3 separate regions of the Mus musculus genome follow, and all the other regions are linked to region 1. A link is a loop called in an ENCODE intact Hi-C map of the cell type or tissue named here. Cell type or tissue: left cerebral cortex. All regions are shown on one strand.

Region 1 (2,500 bases):
TGTAGGTATGTGTGTATATGTGTATGTGTGTGTGTGTTTGTGTGTGTGTGTGTGTATATGTGTATGTCTGTATGTGTGCGTGCATGTGTGAGTATGTGTGACCGTGTATATGTGTGTGGTTTTTGTGTGGGGTGTGATATGAGTCTGTGTGAGTGTATGTATGTGTGTGTAACTGAATGTGCATATATGTGGTTTATGTTTGTGAGCAAGTGCATGTGTGTTATGAGTATGTATATGAGACTGTGTGTGTAAGTGTGTGGTGTATGTGTGTGTATATGTGTGAGTGAATGTGTATGTGGTTTGTGTGTGTCTGTGTGTGTTATGAGTGTATGAGTATGTGTGTGTGTGATGTGTATTATCAGTGTATGTGTGGTTTGTGTGTATGTGTGTGTGTATGTGTGTGGTGTGATATTTGCATGTGTATGTGTCAGTGTGGTGGTGGTGGTGGTGTGTGTGTGTGGTGTATGTGTATGTGTGATTGTATGTGAGTTTGTGTGTGTGTGTGAGTGTGTGAGTGTATGTGTGATTGTATGTGTTTGTGTGTGTGTGTGTGAGTGTGTGTGTGTGGTGTTGTGCAGCAGGAACAGTTCATTAGTTTCCATATCTGTAGATTATAGGAACCACAGAGCTCTCAGGATGCACGTCTGTGCTCTGCATTTTCATATGGAGTCAAGCCAAATGGCCTTAGATGGGGGAGGTCCTTCCAGCTGCACCCCCTTGTATTCTGATTATCATCGATGCCTGCTCATTGCAGAGTGTGGCTAGTTTCAGTGAATTTTGTTTTGTTTGCCTCTAAGAGGTGAGTATGGGCTGACAGTGGTGAGAGGAGACAGAAGGCAAGAAAGCCAAATTATTTTCGCCATCCTTCAGGGAACTCCAGATGGTGCCCTTGTCTCAGGCTCCCAGAATACACCCTGGGAGAGGAGTGGAGATAGCATTTTGCTGACAGCATTTGGGAAGAGGCGTGTGGACAGTCTATATTAAGACTTCAGCATCCTTCCAAGCCTGTCTGTGAGCACGAAACAGCTCTGTGGTGTTACTTGGAAACCACTGGGCCTAATCTCTCTGGGGGAAGATCACAATGTGTTGTCTTTTCATCCTAGTCCTGTGATTGAGACCCAAGCATTCAGCAAGGGCTTTCCCCAAATGTCATGGCTCTGCCTTGGGACTACTGTCATTTACCAAGGAGAAGGCTGTTTCTACCAGAACAGGGTTGACCAGTGAATGGGTAGGGTCGGCAGCAAGGGTCTCTCTCCTTCCTATAGTCAGTATGGGGCGTTCCCAAGGTGGGAAGGCACTGTGTGGTTTTCACCCATAGAGAAGAAGCAACATTCCTTCTGAACCAAGCACTGTGTTGGGAAATGGCAGTCAACATGGGGAACCAGCCTTGGCCTCAAGCAGTTCTAGGCACTTGATGGATAAAACAGCTCATACTCGAGGGCCTTGTAATTATGAGGTTTCTTCAGAAACTCCCTCCTTAGACCCACACAATAACCCTGCTGAGAATTAGGCCAGAACGCTTTGAAGCATATACCAAACAAGAGAAGAAACAAAGGACCCATATTGACTTAGCTGTTAAACAGTGACTTCTAGACTTGAACACAAGTCTCCTCTTCCCAAGCACAGTCGCTTGGTAGCTTGAGACTTTGTTGCGATTGGCCTTTCATCTGATATGCCCCTCTCCACCCTGTATCCCCACATCTCATCTTCTACTTAGGGAAATTATAATGGATCCCAAGTCTTAAGAATTCCCCATGGGCTAGTGGGGTCCCAAATACTCTCCAGATGTCATCTCATCCATTTCTCACAACTGATGTTCAGGCAGACATCGTCCTTCCCATGACACAGGTGTGGATCCTGAAGCTAGGGAGGGGACATGGTTATGCATTTCTGATTTACCAGGGAATGCTGAGAATCTTTGGGTCATTCTAGACCACATTTCCTTTTCTTCCTGAATGTTTGGGACACCAGTCAAAATGTGTGAACTTTGAGGAGCCATTTCTCTTGCTAAGTGCTGGTGAAGAGATTGAAGGATCTCTGAGCTCTATTCTACCGTGCTTTTCTCTGGCTCTGTCCTGCCTATATTCCCCACAAGTCCCTGAGAACTGATTTCAGATCCACAGTGAAGCGTCATCATCATCATCATCATCATCTGCAGCAGCAGCAACAATGGCAACAACAACAACAACAACAACAACACTACCCAATATTATGGAGCCAGCTCTGTGAGCCAAGACTGGGCCAGTCACATCCCATAAACAATTTCACTTAATCCTCACAAAAGCCCATGTATGAGAACCTTATCACTACCTTTCATTTACAGAGAAGGAAACTGAGGCTGGGAGATGTTAAGTAAGGCATCTAAGTGACAGAGTTCCCTGAAGGATGGCGAAAATAATTTGGCTTTCTTGCCTTCTGTCTCCTCTCACCACTGTCAGCCCATACTCACCTCTTAGAGGCAAACAAAACAAAATTCCCTAGAACTAGCCACATCCTGCAA
Region 2 (2,500 bases), 78 kb after region 1:
GGAAGTTAGTATTTGGTGGACATAAAGTTTCAACTTTGCAAGACAAAGAGTTCTGCGGGTGGGTGGGGTTGAAGGGTCTGCAGTGACATAAGTCTGTTTAGTATTGCTTAGCTTAAAAATGATCTGGATGTCAAAGTTTAAGTAAATGATATTTATATGGATCAAACATTTTCATTTTCTTCCTTTCTCTCTCTTGGCTCTTGCACAATGTCTCACTGATGCAGAAGGGTTCTCCCCCATCTCCCTTCCACTCATCTTCCCTTTCCAGGACCTGGTAGATGATAATGGTAATGAAACCTCTGCTTTCAGGTGATCTTTCCACTTGCCTCTCTCTTTGGACTTCTATGGACTAGATATGGAGAACAGACAGCTCATCTTAAAGACTAAAAAGCAAAACAGAATCAGGAGACTCAAAACTAAATCACTGTGCCTTTTAGTTCTCTATTTCCCAGATTCCCCTCTAAAACACATTTGAATCTTCATTCATTCATTCATTCATTCATTCATTTTCATCCACACCTCCACTCATTAGCAATCTATTCATTCATGTTCAAAAAGGGTCACTTATTACTGGCTGTGCTAGGAGCTTGGGATCCCACAAGGAGAATGCATGGTCTTTGTCTTCACAGAACTCATCCTTGCTTATATAAGCTCCCAATGCGCAGGCAGCTGAGGGAATATATAACATATACCATTATGTTATTACAATTAGATGCAACATCTCCTTATCTCTAACCTTCCCCTACACAATGAAATAACATTAATTTGTATTAATCATAAAAATATGTGTAGCCAGGGTATGGTTTGTTGCACTTTAATTTAAAAATAAAGGCTTGACAATGTTATGTATGGTAACTGAATCTAACAGTACATCTGCACGGCAGTAATTAGCAGTGCACTGATGTCACTTTATCTGCAATGCTAATTACTGTGTTTCCAATGAATGGCTTTGGTGCACGCACAGCATGCTGGGAGAAGTTTGCTTATGCACACCAGGAAGCAGACATGAGTGGAGAAAGCCAAAGCTCTGGGAGATATCCAGGCTGCTTCTGACTGCCCCACAGCTCTCTTCTTTGTATGAATTCATTGTAACATGAGGCAAGAGGTGGGAGTGTGTGTGTGTGTGTATGTTTGTGTTTTACCCATTTGAAAAATTAAACAAATTCAGAGAGGTTGACAAGGATTCAATGACTTTTCCCAGAATCAACACACAGCTGGCAGGGGACAATTTCACATGAAAGCTTGTTGTGGGATGTTATTTCTTCTGCACTCTATAGATAAGGCCTCATGCAGTTCTTGGGTGTGTGTGTGTAATAATAGGATTGATTTTTAAGAACATGGAATTGGATGCTAGGCTGCTGTTCATCTTAGGATGAAGACTGGAGAAGACCTTGTTTTCCCTACTATAAATATTTATACTGCTTTAAGACTAGTTGGAGTTCTTGTATTAATGGAAGCAGAACATATATACCTATTGAGATGGTATATCAATAACATAGGGCCATATAAAAATAATGTACTCTTGTAAACCAATACCAAATAATCAAACATAAGAAAGAAATTGAAATAAATAAGCAAAAATTCAACATCCTCAAATCCACCATGTTTATTTTATAACATTAGATGCCCTTGTAGAGCAAGTGTAGTTCTGGCACAGTAGTTAATAATCTGCCAGGTTTCTTGTTAGTGTGCTCATCTTCCAGCTCATTCTATGGACATCAGTTTATTAGAGGATGTGAATTTGGTCAGTGCATTTTTAAAGTAAGAGGCAGTTCACTCTTGGAAAGTTGGCTACAGTCTTCCACTAGCAGATGGTGTCTCGGTGTGAATCCTTACTTGGTGTCCACATGGGTGCTAAATTCTCAGCCCAGATTTCCTATTTAAATCCCCACAATCTTGTCCTCAACAAACCAGTACCACTCTTGGTATCATACTTAGGCCTGGGGCATTTGCTTCTCTCTGGGTGGGAAGATGTCAGGCTAAACCATGTGTGGGATGACAGCTTCTCACAGGGAAGGTCTTCTTTTTCTCTCTTCTGGGTCCTTTCATGTCCTGAGACAAAGGACTGTCCTTGGGGAAGCAGGGCCTGACCCCAGTCTCTTGCTCTTCAAACCATGAACTTAATCAATGATCGATTCCTTACAAGTGACTAGGTGGTTACTTAGCTATCACAGTGCTTTGATCAAGGAGCAGCTTGGCGCTGAGAGACCAGGCACTGGCGTGATGTTTAGGATGCTTGAGATTTCCTCTAGCATTAGTTAGGGTTATTCAGAGAAGCAGAAGTGACTTCTATAGAATCAGTCAGTCGGCAGGTGGTATACTAAAGACCAGTAACCTTGATCTCACTGGGGTTGAAGCACATAGACTCAACTAGGCTGGCTGGCTGATACACTTCAGGGATCCTACTGGTTGTATGCCTTCCACACTGGGGTTCTAGGCTTGGGCCACCACCTGAGTTTTCTTTGTGAAGTTCTGGGGATCTGAATGCAGGTCCTCATCT
Region 3 (2,500 bases), 110 kb before region 1:
AGTGAAAACAGAACTGTTTCTCCAATCACTTCCCCTTCCCCAAGGCCCTGCCTCACACTGAGGAAAGATGAGGGATTTTTCTAGACTGAATTGTTTCTTTAGCAGTCAAGTGTTACAGTCCGGATCTCTCAACTTTAGACTGTGACTGTATTGGAGATAGGACCTTAAAGAGATAATTCATATTCAATAAGATTGAAAGAGTGGGAATCTACTCCATAGGATTAGCCTCCTGATGGGGAAAGGAAGCCATATTGGGGTTGTATGGACACACTAAGGAAGAAGATATCCTCAGGCCACAAGAGAGACCACAGGAGAAACCGATTCCGCTGGTGGTACCTTGATGTCGGGCTTTCGATCTCTGTAACGGTGAGGAGTGTGTTCTGCTGGTTAAGCCACCCAGCCTGTGCCATTCTTTCCTGGACATTCTTATGTCTTCCCTGGATGATGAATACAAACGGCTAGGTGATCTCACTTGGATTTCAAGAGGCAGGAAGGACTCAGCAGATACCAGAGTGTATTTAGAAACAAAGGGTATCTCCATTACATATTAAATAGAGTATGGCAAAGAAGGGGTGGCTGGGGTGCAGAGGCAAAGCACTGAGATGTAGCTGCTAACTCAGCTGGGGCCTTCTGGGTCGGTAACTTCGGGCAGCAATCTCCCTGAGTATCAATGTCCTCTTCCAGCAGCAGCATGTGAGCAGTAAGCCTTGATGGTAATTTATGGAGCGATCTGGACACATAGAGTGCATACAGACTTTTTATCACTTGGAAGGTGTGGTGGCTTGAGTAGGTTTGGTGCCCATTGACTCCTGTGCTTGAATGCTTGGCCCTCAGGGAGAACCCTATGAGGAGGCGTGGCCTTGTTGGAGGAAGTGTGGGGGTGGGTTTTCAGGTTTTCTATGCTCAAGCTCTGCCCAATGTGGAGCCAGAGTCTCCTCCTGGCTTCCTTTGGATTAAGATGTAGAACTCTCAGCTCTTCTAGCACCATGTCTGCCTGGTCACTGCCCTGTTTCCCACCTTGATGATAACGGACTGAACCTCCAAAACTGTAACCACCCCCAATTAAATGTTTTCTTTATAAAAGTTGCCTCGGTCAGGGTGTCTCTTCACAACGTTAAAACCCTAAGACAGAAGGTGTGAGATGACTCATAACTTTTAAAACTTCAGTTATCTCCCACTTAGGATCTGTTGGAAACATTAGGTTGTTGGACCAGAAGTAATCAGAAACAAAAGTATCATATTGAAAATGACCAACTTTGGAAACACTACTGTCCCTCTTACTTCTAAACTGTTGTCACCAGGCATGGGTGTTTTGTCTGCTTTCATAAATAATGTGGCTTCTTTTGGTAAAAAAAAATTTTTTCCAAGAAGCAGTTTGGACAAATGTATCAAGAGCTTTAAAAATAATCACATTGCTTGACACAGCAGTTCTGTTTATAACAATTTATTCTAGGAAGGGAATTTGGAATGCAGAAAGCTGTCGGCTTAACACGAGGTGTTCCCTTGCAACTTGACTAACTGTGGTATAAATCTGGAAAACTCCTTAACCCATACTGTGAGGATCGTGGTTAAATAAGTTATGGCACATTGGTGTGATGAAAGATTATGTAATCATTAAGAAATGTAAGCAAACTACCTATCAGTAAATGAAAAACACAGAGAACAAACCAAACTGGAAGTGGAGACAATGTAATGATTGGTTGAAACTAGGATTTCTGACTTTTCTTTTTTGCTTTCTGCTTTATACTTCTGATTTTGATAAATTTTCTATGATGAATATGCATTAGATTTATAAGCTGGAGGAAGACACAAAGAAATAATAGTCAAACAGGAAGATGCAGAAGATAGTGCATTAATAGTGTCTTCACCTGGGGCCAGGAGACTATTTTTTTTTTTTTTGCCTACTGTATATCATATAGGAAATATGAAATTTAGTTTAAATGAAATAATGTATAAGATACGTGTTCTAGCCCCGTATTCTGATTTGGGTATAAGTTGTGTAGCTCCTATGACCCTTTCTTGAGGCTCAAGTAACTTTCTTGTGGCTCACAGACACAGGAGACACTTTACACATTAACTGCAAAAGATAGGAGAGGACACAAGCAGGATGGAAGAGGGGGGTGAGGCTAGGCAGGTAGGAGGGTTGTTGGACCCCGCCCCCCATCTTCAGCTACTTGGAGTTTTTCTGATCCAGTCTTTCTGAGTGTCTTAGTCAGGGTTTCTATTCCTGGACAAAACATCATGACCAAGAAGCAAGTTGGGGAGGAAAGGGTTTATTCAGCTTACACTTCCACATTGCTGTTCATCACCAAAGGAAGTCAGGACTGGGACTCAAGCAGGTCAGGAAGTAGGAGCTGATGCAGAGGCCATGGAAGGATGTTACTGCCTTGCTTGAGTTCCAGTCCTGACTTCCTTTGGTGATCAACATCAATGTGGAAGTGTAAGCTGAATAAACCCTTTCCTCCCCAACTTGCTTCTTGGTCATGATGTTTTGTCCAGG

What was found. Hi-C counts contacts between places; a loop is a spot of excess contacts. Peaks named below come from ENCODE experiments on the same cell type or tissue, not always from the same donor. Only the 100,000 strongest peaks of a DNase experiment are listed, where the experiment ranks them.
Region 2: a loop joins it to region 1, with 10 times the contacts of the local background. A loop is called at or near these places in 3 of 42 quality-filtered maps.
Region 3: it touches region 1 in a loop (2.8-fold over the local background); 2 of 42 quality-filtered maps call a loop at or near these places.

Annotation. Positions count from the first base shown.
Region 1 is chr11:93,564,392-93,566,891 of GRCm38, reverse strand. All of the region lies in intron 5 of Car10 (carbonic anhydrase 10), which reads right to left. Among named protein-coding and RNA genes, the nearest start is that of Gm24856, 150 kb to the right of the region's middle. In left cerebral cortex, a CTCF peak has its summit at 957; a DNase peak (open chromatin) is centred at 957; H3K27ac peaks cover 1,973 bases.
Region 2 is chr11:93,486,550-93,489,049 of GRCm38, reverse strand. The region is part of intron 4 of Car10 (carbonic anhydrase 10); the gene reads right to left. Among named protein-coding and RNA genes, the nearest start is that of Gm24856, 74 kb to the right of the region's middle. In left cerebral cortex, no CTCF peak of the experiment used is centred here; DNase peaks (open chromatin) are centred at 941 and 1,856; H3K27ac peaks cover 711 bases.
Region 3 is chr11:93,671,205-93,673,704 of GRCm38, reverse strand. No RefSeq gene overlaps it. Among named protein-coding and RNA genes, the nearest start is that of Gm35148, 140 kb to the left of the region's middle. In left cerebral cortex, no CTCF peak of the experiment used is centred here; DNase peaks (open chromatin) are centred at 802 and 1,471; H3K27ac peaks cover 814 bases.